2 separate regions of the Mus musculus genome follow, and region 2 is linked to region 1. The links are chromatin loops, found by intact Hi-C in ENCODE. Cell type or tissue: heart. All regions are shown on one strand.

Region 1 (8,000 bases):
AACAGCCTAGGTGAAGTCCCACTTACCCACATCACAGGCACTTGTGAGGAAGTCAATCATGAGTGTGGGTTGGGCCAGGTGGGGCAGGATGGAGTCATGCATGGCCACCAGCACCTTCTTGTAGAGGCTGAGGGGCAGCTGCAGAGATTGTGTTAGTCAGGGAAGCGCTTCCCTTGTCCCCACTCCCCACACCCAAACCCAGCATTCCCACCCACCAGACTCTACCTTGTGCTTGAGGAAGCCAAGCCACATCTCCTGGAAAGCTTTCTTGTGCTCCTGTAACGGGACCAGGTGGTACATGTATCCTGACACACCCAGCCCCTCCTGGCCCTTTCGGACCTTTTACCCTGGCAGCCCTAGGGCAATCTGCAATGCCATGTCTCAGCCAGCACAAGGAGAGATGAGGTACACAGAGGTTAGGGACTGGGTCTGAAGCTGGTCATAGCGACACACATAAGGGGCATCGCTTGAGAGAGTAGAGTACATACGTTGCCTGTAATCTACCCAGAGAGAAGCCTATGCTAAGAAAGGTCCAAAGGGGCACCTCTTGAGACAGTGGAGTACATGCATTGTCTGTATCTACCCAGAGAGGAGAAGACTATGTCAAGGAAATCCTCAAGTCTAAAAGCATCTCACCTTCAAGTGAACGACCTTCCACTTGTCTGATGTCTCTGTAATTACAGCAAAGATAGGTCATCAACTTATAAGACAGCGGCTAGCCAGACTGATAGACTGGGACTCTGTTCAGCAGCCTATCTACGAGGGGGCAGGCTCCTGTGGGCCTTAACGTGCCCAGAACTCACGTGCATGCTTCACATAGAAGTTGGTGAGTTCACACTCTTGGAGGGGTAGGCTCACAGCAGACAGCAATGTGAAGGCATTGTTCCAGAGGGTGAGGGACACCTGTAGGAAGCCTCGCCTAAGCAGCTGGCCAGGCTGCTGCCACCTGCCTGCCTCCCTGAGGAGCTAGGACACAGGGTGGTGATGAGACCCAGTTGTTTACCTCAGGTTGCTGGCTGGTGGCCCGGGCCATGATGCTAGTGGCCACCTGCATTGTGTGGTACCGGATGTCATCATATTCCAAGTACTCACAGAAATGGGAGATAAGCAGGCTGTGGTCGTCCTCTGGTGTGAGCAGGCCTCCTACCACTGCCTGGGGACAGAGATAGGGTGAATGACCTTGTCTCACAGAGTGGTCCTAGCATGGTCAAGGAGAATGGCGCAAGCCCCATACCACCAAGTTGTCTGCCATTTCCTCTTCAACTGACAAGACAGGAATAATCCCCCCAGCTATCTGTTCAGTCTGCTGGCTCATGGGATGGCCTTAGGCGGTGGCCACCACGGTCCTCCAGGTCCCACCAAGGCCTCACCCTGAAGAGTGTGCGGGGGAAGAGGTAGTGGCTTTCCCACTGAGGCTTCTCCAGTGGTTTTGCTCCTTCCAGCTGCACAAACTTCATGAGTGTCTTGAGGGCCAGTTCCTGGGATGCAGAGAAGAGTGAGCGTGAGGCCTCCACCCTTCAGGAGGCCCCCAAAGCTCCTCTAGCCTCAGGGAGGAGCTCTCACAACCAAGCTTAGGACCGGGCCAAAAACCAGGAGAGAAAGGAGGCCAGACCCCAGCTTATCTCGCTCCATGTTACATGTGTGTGCCGATGGTGACCTGGGATAGAACTCTTAACAGAACTTGGCTTGAGGCATGTACACAGGGTGGGCCTGCAGGGGAGGCCACCTAACTATTCCCTTGTCCCCCCCAGTTTTGGAGGTGCCTCAACAAATGTGACAATGTACAAAGCAGATCTGCTGCCTGGAACTAGGGTTACAGACTCCATGTCTTTAGGTCCGGATGATTCACAGCACACAGTGGAAAAGAACAGCAATAAAGATGTCTAGGTAGAAGTCTCTCAGACAAGTGAAGGAAGAGATGCTCGCATCAAAGGCCTCTACCCCTGTGCTGTGAAGTACTTTAGAGATGAGAGGAAAAGCTGGGCTAAGGGCTTCAAGACTCACCTTGACCTGGAAGGTGGGATGGGCCAGGAGTTCCTCTAGGCGGTTACAGCAGCTGTGGTATCGATGTCTTATCCACACCTTGTATTTGTATGTGGCTCCCTGGGACCCTGGGGACAGAGTTAGGAGAGCTAACTCACACTCATATTTATGTGTGCCAAGCCTGACCAAGGTCCCAAACTCAGCCCCAATCTTCCGGCTGTTTCTCATCTTCACAGCTGTAAACTATTTAAGATGCCAGACCGGGGCTTGGGAAAGACGATTTCTGAGCCCTGCAAACTGGGAAGGGGGTATTGAAATGTAGTTCCTCTCGCTTTGCCTCAGAACCTGGGTCTCCCCACTAGGACAGAGACAGTATCAAACTCGGAAATGGCGCAAATAAAACATGGGTGTGTGTGTGTGTGTGTGTGTGTGTGTGTGTGTGTGTGTGTGTGTGTGTGTGTGAGAGAGAGAGAGAGAGAGAGAGAGAGAGTGTGTGTGTGTGTGTGAGTGAGTGAAAACGGCTACGTATACGGATTCACGCAGTCCTGGCAAGTATACGGATCTCAACTCGCTTCCTGAGCTACAATGAGTGACTGCGTCGTCCTCCCAGATCGCATGGTCTATGACAAGGCCCTGGCTCGGGGGTGCATCCTAAGTTGACAAGGCGTCCCACCGGAACTGCCTAGCGGAGAGTACCCCACGCCCTCCAGGTCACCCACCTGCCAGGGCCGTGTCTTCGCTCGGCAGCGAGCCCACGAACAGCTCTTCCCGCTCCAGCAAGGTACCGAAGAGTCGGCTGCACGTGCGCACTCCTTCCTCGATTTCCTCGGGCTCCTCGGACTGAACACGGGGAGGCCCCGACAAGGTGACGCTCGGCCCCGTCGCGACTCCCACTGACCTGGCCGCCCCCAGGTCCGCCCCTGCGGCTCACCTGAAGCACAGCCAAGATGTCGAACACCGCGTTCGCTTGGCCACGACTCGTCAGCACTGCCTCCAGGAGGCGGCCGAGCTCTTGCCTGGAGCTCGCCGAAGCTGGGTGCCGCTCCATGCCGCCGCCGCCGATGCTGCTCCCGGTTCCTGGAAACCGAAGTGTGCGCCGAGCGGAGTCGCGCCCGTGACGTCACCCGAGCCTCTAGGTCGCGGGGCGGCGTACGTCATCAAAGAGCGCCGGAGAGGAACCGCGGCGTGGGGCAGCTATGGCGCTGTTCCACATAGCGCGGTACGCGGGCCCAGAGGCCGCGGGGCAGGGGGATACGGACGCAGAGGCGGGCAGCCGGGCTCGAGTGCTGCTCGAGCGGCTGCAGAACAGAGCCCGTGAGCGACAGCAGCGGGAGCCGGAGCTCGAGACCACAGGAACGGCCGGGGAAGGGGAAGCGGCAGCAGCAGGCAAGCGGCGACGGCGGCCCCGACGGCGGCGTCGGGTGAGCGGCTCGGCGACTCCGAACTCGGAGGCTCCTAGGGCGAAGCGGCGGAAAGCGGACAAGGACGTGGACGCAGGTGGGCCGTGAGTGCGCAGTGTGGACGGGGCATGGAGGCTCTCTGTGCTGCTGGGTTGACATCCCCCTACGTTGTGCTGTGTCGCTCAGGGAGAGGTGAGGAGGCTCCGGAGGAGCTCAGTGCCGGCGCAGAGGACCCGGGTGCGAACCCTCAGGAGGATGTCCAGAGACCCCCGGCTCCAGGCCGGGTGCTGGGGGACTTTGCAAGAAGAAAGACGCCGAAGGTGAGTGAGCCTGTGCGCGGTTCTTTTTGTCCTCCCGGGACTCTTCAGTTCTTAGCCGGGGGGTGGGGGGGATTTCGTTTTGTTACGTGACCTTAACTACTGAAAGTGGGAGGTATGCATGGGACACTCTTGAAACTGAAATCCAGACGGATAAGAACTTTTGGGATAAGCCCCGTGGCGTGCCTTGCTGTCCCTGTTGAAAGCAACATTTCTTGGTGCATGAAGACAGTTTGCTGGGTTGGTAGGCTTATAGGCAAAGTATCCAGATTGTGTTTAGTGCACTAGGATAGGGTGTCTGCTGGTCCGGGTGTCTTGTCCAAAGGTTGCCAGAGTGGGAGGTGGTGAAGGGTTGAAGAAAGACTGGTTAGGGTCTCTTAATGTTGTAGTTCCTGGTTTCTAATGACTCCACAAGCCTGGAGCCTTCTGGGGGACGTTTGCGCTGCTTCTTGCTTTCAGGTTCAGCCTTTCCTGCCAGCATGGTTGGCTAAGCCAAGCTGTGTCAAAAAGAGTGTCACCGAAGATCTCACTCCCATTGAGGACATCCCTGAGGTTCACCCTGACCTGCAGAAGCAGTTGAGAGCTAATGGCATCACTTCCTACTTTCCAGGTGCCTAAGCCTTGGACAAATGATGGGGTGAACTCCCCGAGGCAGCTTTCCCTGGGCTGTTAGAGCTGTAGTGTCAGGGTTGTGGTTTAGGGGTCCCCACTACACATCAGATCAGCGAGCTTCCATATTCTTGGGTTCAGGTCCTTGACAATTTTCCAGCCCTGGTGGCATCTTTGTCCGGGAGAATTCCTGGGTGAAATGGTATAACACGGCCTATACTTGACACACTCCTTTCCTTCTCTCCTTCCAGTCCAGGCAGCTGTGATTCCCGCCCTCCTCGAAAGTGCTGACCATGGGTTTCTCATAGGCAGAGGTGGCTACCAACCTAGTGACCTCTGCGTCTCTGCCCCAACGGGCAGTGGGAAAACACTGGCCTTTGTCATCCCCGTGGTACAGGTGAGTATGAGGGCAGATTCCCCGCTGTAGCACAACAGGGAGGGTCCCAGTGGCACAGATGGTCTCTGTCTCTGCAGGCCCTGTTGCATCGAGTGGTCTGCCACATCCGTGCACTGGTTGTACTTCCCACTAAGGAGCTGGCCCAACAGGTATTACAGCTCTGCGTCCAGAAGTCTGTATCCCCATCTCTAGTCGCCCTGCATATACATGCTACTTACCTCTTGACCTCCTGAGTCACACTCAAGGGTCTTTGCTTAGTCTGCCTTAGGCCAGTGACGGACTCCTTTTGCAGGTGAGCAAAGTATTCAACATCTACACAGACACCACGCCTCTGAGGGTTGCCTTGGTGACTGGACAGAAGTCGCTGGCTAAGGAGCAGGAGAGTCTTGTCCAGAAGACGTAGGTGTGCCAGGCGGTGGCCTCTTGAAGAGGTCATTCCTCAGCCCAGCTGGTGTCCTTTGGTTGGGGTGGTGTCCGTGCTTTACATGCGAGCTTGGCGTTAGATGGCCCCGGGAGGCGCTTCCTTCCTCTGAGTCTCTGTGGTTTGCAGAGCAGATGGTTTCCGTTGCCTGGCCGACATTGTGGTGGCCACACCTGGCCGCTTGGTGGACCACATTGACCAGACTCCAGGATTCAGCCTCCAGCAGCTCCGCTTCCTGGTAGGCCACCGTCTGGACATTGAGCCTCTAGCTGGGGTGATCTCGACAGGGAGTCTTCATCCAGCCCTGGCTCTTGTCTGCTATAGATCATTGATGAGGCTGACCGGATGATAGACAGCATGCACCAGTCCTGGCTGCCACGAGTGGTGGCGGCAGCCTTCTACAGTGAGGGCCCCACGGGTTCCTGTGCCCTGCTCCAGAGGACACAGCCCCAGGCTCTGACTGCTGCCAGGTACCCTGCCTTGCATGAGGGCCGGCTCCTCCAGGTGCTGCTCTCTTTCTCAGCTCCCTGGCTGGCCCTGTCTATAACAGGGATCGGGGTGGCACAAGGAAATCTGTCACCCTTACATGCCCTTCCTTTTCCAGCACCTGTGTCCCCCAGATGCCTCTGCAGAAGCTACTGTTCTCAGCCACACTGACCCAGGACCCCGAGAAGCTGCAGCGCCTTGGCCTCTACCAGCCACGGCTTTTCTCCACAAGGCTGGGACAACAAAGTCCTAAAGACACAGCTGAGGTGGATGAAAACTCGGGGAAGTACACCTTCCCCGTGGGGCTCACGGTGAGCAAGGAGGACCTGTGGAGCAGGCTAGGGTGTGGGGGCAGGCTGGTGCCTAGGTCCAGGGCTCCTGGCTAGCGCCTGCTGTCCATCTCCCACAGCATCACTATGTGCCGTGTAGACTCAGCTCGAAGCCACTCATTGTCTTACACCTGGTCCTCAGGATGAGCTGCTCAAGGGCTCTTTGCTTCACCAACTCCCGAGAAAACTCCCACAGGTAAGGTGAACTAAGGTGGGTGGAGCCAATGTACACTAGACTCTCGTAACACCTGGCTTCTATTTCTTCTCTGCCCAGGCTGTACCTATTAGCACAAGCTTTTGGGGGTGTGAGTGTGGCTGAATTCTCCTCCCGCTATGGGCCTGGCCAAAGGAAGAAAATCTTGAAGCAGTTTGAACAAGGAAAGATCCAGCTGTGAGTACCAGGGAAACAAGATAGGACCTACTCTATAGAGTTGGGTTGTCGTTGGGACCCCCTAGTTTCCGAGCAGCTGATTTCCAAGAGGGACTTGGAACTAACCCTGGCGGAGTAGGCACAGGGGTGGATGTTTGTTCCTGGCCCTCAGCCCTACTGCCTGTGTTTCATCAGCCTTATCAGCACAGATGCTACTGCTCGAGGCATTGATGTGCAGGGTGTGGAGCTGGTGATCAACTACGATGCCCCACAATATCTGAGGACCTATGTGCACAGGTAAGGGGTACTTGGCAGTGGCCATTGATAGGCCACATTACGGATTCTTGGTCATCCTATGTAGGATCACCCTGCATGATGGTCATGTACAGTATGGCCAAGAGAGGCACTGTCCTGTCAGGTCTCTGGGCCAGGAGCCACTGTCCAAAAACACTCGTGCTCGGTTTCAGGGTCGGGAGAACAGCTCGAGCCGGGAAAACTGGACAGGCATTCACACTTCTCTTGAAAGTGCAGGTAAGATTGTTTAGTTCTTAGCAGACGTCATGGGCAGAGCCAAGCTGCTACAGATGCCGGCCTGATCAGACTCCTTCCCATGAAACGCCTCCCTTCCAGGAAAGGAAGTTCCTTCAGATGGTGTCAGAAGCTGGGGTGCCTGAGCTGACACACCATGAGATCCCCAGGAAGCTCCTGCAGCCGCTGGTTGCTCGTTATGAGACAGCCTTGTCTCAGTTGGAGAAAACTGTCAAGGTGAGGCCTTCTGCAAGTGGAGGCTCTGCCCTCGAAATGCCATCACACACAGGAGAGGGAGGCAAGCAGGAAGCAGCCTCATGCCATGGGAGGTGCCTCCTTTAGCATGATGTCTGTTGTCTCTCAGGTGTAGGGCTAGGGGGCTGTAGCTAGCAGTAGGGATGAAATGGTGCAAAGCTCGTTTTCCCTCCACAGGAGGAGCAGAAACTGAAGGCAGCCTAGATGAGAACAGGGCCCTGGAGGGAAGATCGTGCGAACAGAAGATAAGTTCCTTGGGGTTCCAGTGGAAACAACCCTTCTCCCCAGTGCCGTGGGCATCTGGTCGTCTTGGTTGATGCAGCCTAGATGGTGGCCTCGTCCTGAAAAGTAATGGCTCTCGGGTTGGACTGCTGGTGTCCAGTTGGTCTTGGGAAATAAGCTCAGGTGAAGCTGAAGGATGCCTTCTGGAGTGTGAGCAAACACTATGGTGACTGGACTGTGGTGATCAAAGTGCTTATACGTTAGCGTCTCCTGTCTACAGAGAAGCTATGGCGAGCCTGCCCCAGGCAAGTCACTGGAGCCCAAGAACAGGTTGGCAGCAGCCTTGAAGATACTTCCTTGGCTACTAGTCTTCAAGATTGTACTTTATAATTAGCCTCCCACCCATTTAAGTTCTTAAATGATGTGAGAGTCCTTCCCTGAATATATATAGTCAAGGAGAATTAGCGCTTACCTGTGCTTTTAAGAAGGCCTGTTTTTAAAAAGTCAGTGTATCAAAAAAGATAAACATTTTCATTTGTATTCAGAAAAAAATAAATGGATCACTTGAACCTATACAAATTCCCGATAGCTCCAACACAGCCACTTAACTACTCCTCTAACCCAGAACACCTAGGCACAGGCTACGGGTACTATCTTCAGGCCCTTGGAACTTGGATAAGGGG
Region 2 (8,000 bases), 120 kb after region 1:
GTCTCAAAATACTCTTTGAACTTTTAAACAGTACTGGGATGGCTAAAACCATGGGGATGTGTATAGCTGGAGAATATATCCTGCATCATAAAATGTCCTAAGTCTATGGGACCAAAGACAGAATGTTATAAATATTAAAATGCCTTCCACACCCATGTGTTTAATAAACATCTGGTCTCCAACTGGTAACACTGTTTTAGGAGATTTTGGGATCTTCAGGAGATATTACCTAGCTAGCAGAAGTAGATTGCTGAGTAGACCTTGAAGGTGGTACCTCCACTTCTAACTACATCCCAAGCTCTGTGCTCTCTTAAGTTACTTCTGATTATTTCCTTACAGCACTGTATAATGGCTTATTTCACTTTACAAACGGTCTCTAAACTCCTCATTCTCCTTATAACTGAATCATCCACTGGGGTATATGCATACAGACACCACATCCTTTCCCACTCAGTCCCAGATGACCACCTAAGTTGATTCTGTATCTTGGATATTGTGATCAGTGCTGAAAGAAACAAGGTTGTGCATGTGTCTCTTCTGTATACTGACTACATTTCCCTTGGATATATACCTAAGAATGGGATTGCTCAGTCAAAAAAGTAGCTTCACTTTTTAGTATTTTTGGTTTCTCCCATTCTGGATCCACTTTAGCACTATTAATTTACATTCCAACTATATATCACAGGCTCGCCAACATGTTACTGTCTTTTGTTAACTGTCAGTTTAACTGGGATGAGATAACATCTAACTATGATTTTAATTTACATGCCCCAGTAATCCATTTAACTCAGTTTAAATTCTAACTTTATTTTTATATATTTCCTTCAAGACATGACTTCACTATGTAGCACCTGGCTAGCCTCAAACTCATAGAGATGAACCTGTTTCTGCTTCCCAAGCATGGACCACAGTGTCCTGATAAATTCTAATTTTAGTTCAACCTCTACAAGACACACACACACACACACTCCCTGAAAGCCAGAACATGTGGAATTGGTACTTAGAGAAATGGCCACAGAAAATCATGAAGGGAAAGGCTTACCTGACCAGTGAACTGTTTTATCACAACTCCCACTGGCCCACCACACAGAGCAGGTTTTGGGGTTAGCACTTGCTATGGCCAGTATTGCTTAACTGGTCTCCATCTTATATAAAAGACAACTCAATGAGAGCCAGAACCCAACTGGGGCTCAACCTCCAAAGCAGAACAGTGGCAGCTACACTAAAAGGTCTTCTATCACCCAATCACTGAGGTCTAGCTTCTCTCCTCCTCCCCGACAAAGAACCCTCACATTTCAAAATTCTTCCTTCAACCTGAGACCCACGTTCAAGAACACTTTCCATACCCAAATAATTCATTTGAAAGACACCAAAAACTAACACCCTTTACTAAGGGTGTTAAAACATCAAATGTTTAAGAATAAGGGGTATGGATAACTCAGTGGTTAAGTGCTTGCTTTGCATGTGGAGGAACTTGAATTTGATCCCCAGTTCCACACACATTAACAAAAATTAAACATATCAAAAATGAAGCGTTCAGCCAAGTAGGGCAGCACATACCTGTCTATAATGGAAGTACTCAGAAGGCAGAGGCAAGAGGATCACAGGTTCAAGTTGAGGATAGGTCTACATAGTTCAAGGCCACCTATGGCTCACCAACCAAAAAAATAAATAAATACAAATAAAAAAGATAATGCTTCTACTTGTTTGCTAACAGCCTCAAGAAACTCATGGACAGGGGCTAATAAAAAGATGGCTCAGCAGTTAAGAGCACTGCCTGCTCGTCTAGAAGGCATGGGTTTAATTCCCACCACCAACATGGTGACTTACAATCCTCTGTAACTCCAGTTCCAGGGTATCTGATTCCCTCTTCTGGCCTCTGTGGGCATCAGGCACCCAAGTGGCACAGAGATATACATGTAGGCAAAACACCTATACACACAAAATAAAAAAAAAAAACAGGGTTGAAGAAACAGCCCAGGAGTCAAGAGCATATGTGCTCTTCAAGAGGATCTGAGTTTGAATCCCAACACCCATGCTGGGTAGCTCATAACCACCAGAAGATCAGACACCCTCCTGTCTCGTCAGGCACACAAGGCAGACAGAGACATACACACACAGAATATAAACATATACAAACACATCACACACACACATACACATACACACACACACACACACACATTTTTTTTTTTAATTTTATGGACAGCCAGAACAAAGCCTTCAGAAACAGGGGCGCCTAATCACTGGAGAGGCGATGACCAAAAGGCTAAGTAAAGATGCTACAGAAAATGGAGGAAATGGTGACTGAGAGCACACAAAAAATTCCCTCCCACCCAGGAATACAAGGCAGCTGAGAGCTGAAAGAGTTAACTGGAGGGGAAGATTAACCCAAGGAAAGGTTACTATGTAGTTGTAAATAAGGTGGCCAGAAAACAACAGACAGCCATTCTGAGGAATGCTATGTTATGACCTTGAGTGGGCCACAAAGAGCAACCCAACACAGAAGCCAAAACACCAGTAAATGCCTCACAGGGACAACAGTATCAACAACATTATGAGGCAGTTATTGTACTGTTGGATGATCATGGTACCTACACAACTTAAAACAGTTTCATTAGATAATGCCAAACGTTTTTTTAAAGTTAGAAGAATACAATAAAAGGAAATAATGACACTTTCGATATTAGGCTATCTTGAGATTTTAAACATTTGGTGGGGAGGAAGATGTGGAGTAGACCTTCAATCCTTTAGTACTCAGGTGGCAGAGGCAGGTAGATCTCTTTTGAGTTCGAGGTCAGCCTGTTTCAGGACAGCCAGAACTACTCAGTGAGACCATGTGTTTTTTGTTTTTTTGGGTTTTTTAAAATATATAAATAAATTAAGGGGGTTAGAGGGGGCTGGGCACTGCAGCAGGAACCAGCACTCCCAGATACGCAAGAGACTGAGGTAGGAAGATAACCTGAGGCCAGGATCTGAGGCCAGCCTGGGACACAAAGATTCCTCTCAATGGCAAGTAAATAAAAACAGCCAGGCATGATGTCTCACACCTGCAAACCCAGTATCAAGGTGGAGGCATCTGGATTGCTAAGAATTACAGACCAGCTTGGACTACTTAATGAGTCTAGTCCAGGCTGATTCGGACTTCCATGAGACTTTTTGTCTCAGAAAACCTAAATACGTAAAAAGAAGATTTAAAGTTAACATGTGGTTTGCCTTGTGGCCATCCAAATTGTATAATTCATATTCATTCATTCATTTTCTCTCTCTCTCTCTCTCACACACACACACACACACACACACACACACACACACCCAGGTACAAGAATCGCGGATCTTCGTGAGCTCAAGGCCAGCCTGGTCTAAATGGCGAGTTAAAAGGCCAGCCAAGGCTCCAGGGTAAGACCCTGACTTAAAATGGAAAAGCGAAACAAAACCAAAACCGAAACAAAACAAGGACCGTTTTTGCCACACGTATAATCGAGAGCACAAGTGACAAGTGCCAGGGATGAGCGCAACCCCCAATTCCAAGTCGCGGTGCTCCAGGATACTGGACCTAGGGACAGACCTGCGGAGACAGCGGCTCGGCGGCTGATGGTACACCTCCGAGCCCCGGCCCGGGGAGCTCTGCCAGATCCCCGGCGTCCTTCCCGCTCTGTCTCCGCTCAAGGCTCTACGTCGCGAAAGGAAGCCCCGCGCGCCGCGGACCAACGGTGCCGCGGGCGTTAAGAGCCCCGCCTTCCCGAGCGCTCGGAAACGGCCGCGCGCCTGCCCAGAAAGAACGGCGCACTCGAGAGCGCTGACCAGAGAAGGGCCTTGCTGAGGCCGGACCACGCGCCGAGCCACCGACCGGTCCCCTCTCAGCGCCGCCCGGCCCCTCGGCCCCGCCCGCCCACGACAAAGCGCCGCCGCGGCCTGGGCCCGCCGCGACGCCAGCAGCAGCAGCACCGCTAAACACAACCGCTCGGCACGCCGCCGTTGCCGCCTACCACCCACCGTCCCGCCTCTCACCCGCTGACGCTATCCCGTTCGCTTGCACCGCGAGCAAAAGCCGCGCTCCGCCGCGTCAGGACAGCCGGGAGGCTCGAGCGCGCCGCAGCCGCTCGGCACATCCGGGTCCACGGGCACAGGAAGTAGCAGCGCCGGTGCTACGGCGCGCGGCGAGGGACTAACGGTACCTATCCTGTAGGGCCGCTCGCAGCCGCGCGGGGTCGCCTGAAGCTGAGGCGCTGCTGACGGCGGAGGCAGGACCGAAGCGGCTTCTTAAGCAGGCGGTTAGGGGCGGAGCTGTATGCAGGAGGTGCGTTGGGCGGAGTTTGGAGAGCGGAGAGCCACCTCAGGGCCGCCTCCGAAAGGCCTCATCCGTACGAGGCGGGACCGCTTCGGACAGGACGAGGGGAGTCGGCGCACGCGCAGGGAAGGGCTGGGGGGGCTGAGGCGGTGCACGCGGGCTGGGGCGTGGCCTCATGGGTACAAGGCGGAGCCTCAGGCCTCGGGGAAGTTCCGGTAGACTCGGGAAGGGGCGTGGCCTCGTCAGTTGGGGGCGGACCCCGAGTTTCACTCAGTTACGCCACCTGGCGACTCGCTCCAGCGGGGGAGGCTGTTTAGGAAAGCTCGAGCGGACCTGATCGCATCCTCTGGGTGTGCTCCGCCTCCGTGGGAAATAGGGGACTAGCCCTATGAACAAAAAGGCGCCTGAGGCGCAGTGAGCAGAAGTCTGAAAATACATCCAGCATCATTAGACATCACAGAAATGCAAAAGAAACCACGACCCAAGAGGAGGTAAGATTGTAGTACGAGTTTGAAAAAGATTTTATATATATATTTTTTGTTGTTGTTGTTTTGTTTTGTTGTTTTGTTTTGTTTTGAGACAGGGTTTCTCGGTGCAGCCCTAGCTGTCCTGGAACTCACTCTGCAGACCAGGCTGGCCTCAAACTCAGAAATCCACCTGCCTCTGCCTCCCAAATGCTGGGATTAAATAAAGGCATGCACCACCACTGCCCAACAAAAGATTATAATTTTAAAAACACTATAAAAAAAAGGAAGAAATTAACTGAGCTTCGTGGCACAAGCTTGTAATTCAGTGGATCTCAGCCTATGGGTCACATATAAGATATCCGGCATGTCAGATATTTATTTCCATTACAACTTATAGCAGTAGCAAAATTACAGTTATGAAGTACCAATGAAATATGGTTGGGGGTCACCACAACATAAGGAGCTGTATTAAAGAGTCACAGCATCAGAATGTTTGAGAACCACTGCTATAATCCCAGAACTTGAGGCTGAAGCAGCAAGATCTGGGGTTCATGCTGGCTTCATCCATTCATCATGTTTGAGGCTGTCCTGGAATACATGAGACCCCATCTCAAAATAAAAAACAGGAGGGAAATGTGTTAGGAAGGAGCCAGTGGAAGTTGTAGGGAATAAGGGGAAATGAAGAGAAGGTGGATATGACCAAAACATACATGCATGAAACTCTAAAATAAAGGATCTTTTTAAAAGCTCAAGATAGGGGTTGGTGAAATGGATCAGCAGTTAAGAGCACGGACTGCTCCTCCAGAGGTCCTGAGTTTAATTCCCAGCAACCACAGGGTGGCTCACAACCATCTGTAATGTGACCCAATGCTCTTCTGGTGTGTCTGAAGATAGCTACAGTGTACTCATATACATGAAATAAACAAATCTTTAAAAAAAAAAAAAAAAGTCCAGGATAACTGGAAAGTTGGCTTAGCCATGAGAGGACCTGAATTCAGTTCTCGGAACCCACATCAGGTGGTTCACAACCATTTGTAATTAGCTCCAGATCTGACAACCTCTTCTGGCTTCCACAGGCATTCACATATACACATGACACACACACATACACATGACATACACACAAACACACACACACATTATAATTTTTAGAAACTTACAAGGGTTTCTGAGCACTGCTGCTTTTGCAAAAAAAAAAAATGAGGTTCCTAGCACCCACATTAGGGAGCTTACATGTACACACACTCACACACATACTTTTTTAAAAAAGATTTTATTTGTTTAATTAGGAGTGTGCACGTGTGTCTAAGTGTGGGATATGCATACATGAACGAGTGTCCTCAGAGGCCAGAAAAGAGGGCTGAGTCCTCTAGAGCTAGAATTATAGGTGGGTATAACCTGCACAGCACGGGTGTTGAGAACTGAACTTGGGCCCTCTGTAAGACCAGCAGGCACTTGTAACTGCTAAGCCATCCCACTAACCGCCAAAATAAATTGTCTATAAGTGTTTTGCCTGCCTGAATGCAGCCTGTTGGATCATCTGGAACTGGAGTTACAGATTGTATGGAGCCACTATATTGCTGCTGGAAAGCAAACCCAACTTCTCTGCAAAAAAAAAAAAAAAAAAGGAATACCCATTTTGAGGACATGACCCCTCCCTGCCTCACGGAGCTGTTACTCCTCTAAAACTGCTTGCTCGCCATTCCGAACAAACCAAAAATGCAGGTCATGGGATGAAGCCATCTGTGTAGGTCTAAGGGCCCCATAACACTGACTATGCTAGAGATCTGAGAATGCCTTCACCCATAAAAGGCGAGAGAGGTCTGGGAGGAGTACACTGTGGACTGAAAGGGCATTCCAAACCTAGTGCTGAGTAAGTGGCCGTGGCTGTCCAGGGATGAGGGATACATGGTTAGCACATAAGAAAGGAGACCCAGTGCCGGGCGTGGTGGCGCACGCCTTTAATCCCAGCACTCGGGAGGCAGAGGCAGGCGGATTTCTAAGTTCGAGGCCAGCCTGGCCTACAAAGTAAGTTCCAGGACAGCCAGGGCCATACAGAGAAACCCTGTCTCGAAAAACCAAAAAAAAAAAAAAAAAAAAAAAAGGAGACCCAGAAGGAGGTGAAGAATACTAGGGCATAAAGGTGGGGGCTGCTGACGCACGGTCCCCCTTGAGGTCTCCCAAGAATAGGCAGCATGAAATCACCAGTGTAGCCACTTCAGAGAAAACCGGGATGGTCTCAAAGGACAGGTCCGGATGGAAGGAAGAGAGTATCAGCAGCAGCCGGGAGCAGACTGCTAGTGGCTACATCTACTGCCTGCCCAGCCAACCACACCCCGTGCTGACCTTCTGTGCCTACCCCTCAGCTATCCCGAACACAGCAGTGTTGCACTCATCTCACAGCCAGAAAAGGAAAATAGGCAAAGAATAATTCACTAAGCAAAACATATTTAATAGGAAAAAAAAAATCACTTTTTTTAAAAAGTGCCCTTTCATGCTAAGGTGTATACACACGATGCATGGGCTAAAGTCGGCAGCTGATTCCTGGGATGAGAATTTAATATCCTGAGGTTATGAAGCCAGGCTACATCCACAAGCCAGCCCCCGAATTCTTGGCTCCCCCCCGTCCTGAGTGACAGGCAGGTGCAGAGATTCCAGCCTCAGCACACACAGCAGTGGCAGGATCTACAGTTTCAGTCAGTGTCTCCATCCCCTTCACTGCCCTCCAGGGAACTGGGGACCTGTAGGAAAGGGCAAACAGGAAAAGGACCATGAGACCTAACCTGGAAGCACTCCCATGTGTGGGCCTTGGGAAAAATGAAGGAATCCTGGGTACAGTGCCAAGTGCTTGTTGCTGAGCAAAAGCACTGGTGGGGCACACTCCTTTAATCCCAGCACTTGGGAGGCAGGGGCAGGAGGATTTCTGAGTTCGAGGCCAGCCTGGTCTACAAAGTGAGTTCCAGGACAGCCAGGGCTACACAGAGAAAACCTATCTTGGGAAAAAAAAAAAAAGTACTCTACTAGAGGAATAGGAACAGACTGAAGCTGACCAAGCAGGCCCAAGCAGCCTATGCCTTTAGAGGTAACCAGATACACTGCTCAGCAGCTGGAAGCCCCATGCCAGCCCATGAGTAAACCTTGCCTAGGGGTGGGGTAGGAGCAGGAGGTAGCCCACCCCTCCAGGGACTGTATGGCTTTGGGGATTCTCTGCGACTCAGCTCCTACCCAGCTAATATGTGCGC

Evidence for each region. A loop is a pair of places that touch in the nucleus more often than their neighbours do. Peaks named below come from ENCODE experiments on the same cell type or tissue, not always from the same donor. Only the 100,000 strongest peaks of a DNase experiment are listed, where the experiment ranks them.
Region 2: a loop joins it to region 1, with 3 times the contacts of the local background. A loop is called at or near these places in 1 of 42 quality-filtered maps.

What each region holds. Positions count from the first base shown.
Region 1 is chr5:110,650,309-110,658,308 of GRCm38, forward strand. It overlaps Noc4l (NOC4 like), which reads right to left and starts at 3,074. Exons shown (of 15, transcript NM_153570.2): 1 at 2,915-3,074; 2 at 2,703-2,823; 3 at 2,005-2,111; 4 at 1,371-1,478; 5 at 1,004-1,153; 6 at 804-903; 7 at 637-671; 8 at 226-276; 9 at 27-138. The coding sequence starts at 3,031. It overlaps Ddx51 (DEAD box helicase 51), which reads left to right and starts at 3,143. Exons shown (of 15, transcript NM_027156.3): 1 at 3,143-3,480; 2 at 3,570-3,703; 3 at 4,160-4,310; 4 at 4,561-4,706; 5 at 4,784-4,855; 6 at 4,999-5,105; 7 at 5,257-5,365; 8 at 5,452-5,597; 9 at 5,732-5,924; 10 at 6,023-6,138; 11 at 6,217-6,333; 12 at 6,508-6,609; 13 at 6,780-6,843; 14 at 6,943-7,077; 1 more. The coding sequence starts at 3,180. The coding sequence ends at 7,299. In heart, a CTCF peak has its summit at 3,144; DNase peaks (open chromatin) are centred at 2,773 and 3,133; H3K4me3 peaks cover 2,401 bases; H3K27ac peaks cover 1,444 bases.
Region 2 is chr5:110,766,481-110,774,480 of GRCm38, forward strand. It overlaps Ep400 (E1A binding protein p400), which reads right to left and starts at 4,237. Exons shown (of 52, transcript NM_029337.2): 1 at 4,012-4,237. It overlaps Pus1 (pseudouridine synthase 1), which reads right to left. Exons shown (of 6, transcript NM_019700.4): 6 at 7,187-7,499. The coding sequence ends at 7,452. It overlaps Gm15559 (predicted gene 15559), which reads left to right and starts at 4,469. Exons shown (of 2, transcript NR_152254.1): 1 at 4,469-4,782. In heart, CTCF peaks have their summits at 4,239 and 4,556; a DNase peak (open chromatin) is centred at 4,241; H3K4me3 peaks cover 2,249 bases; H3K27ac peaks cover 1,853 bases.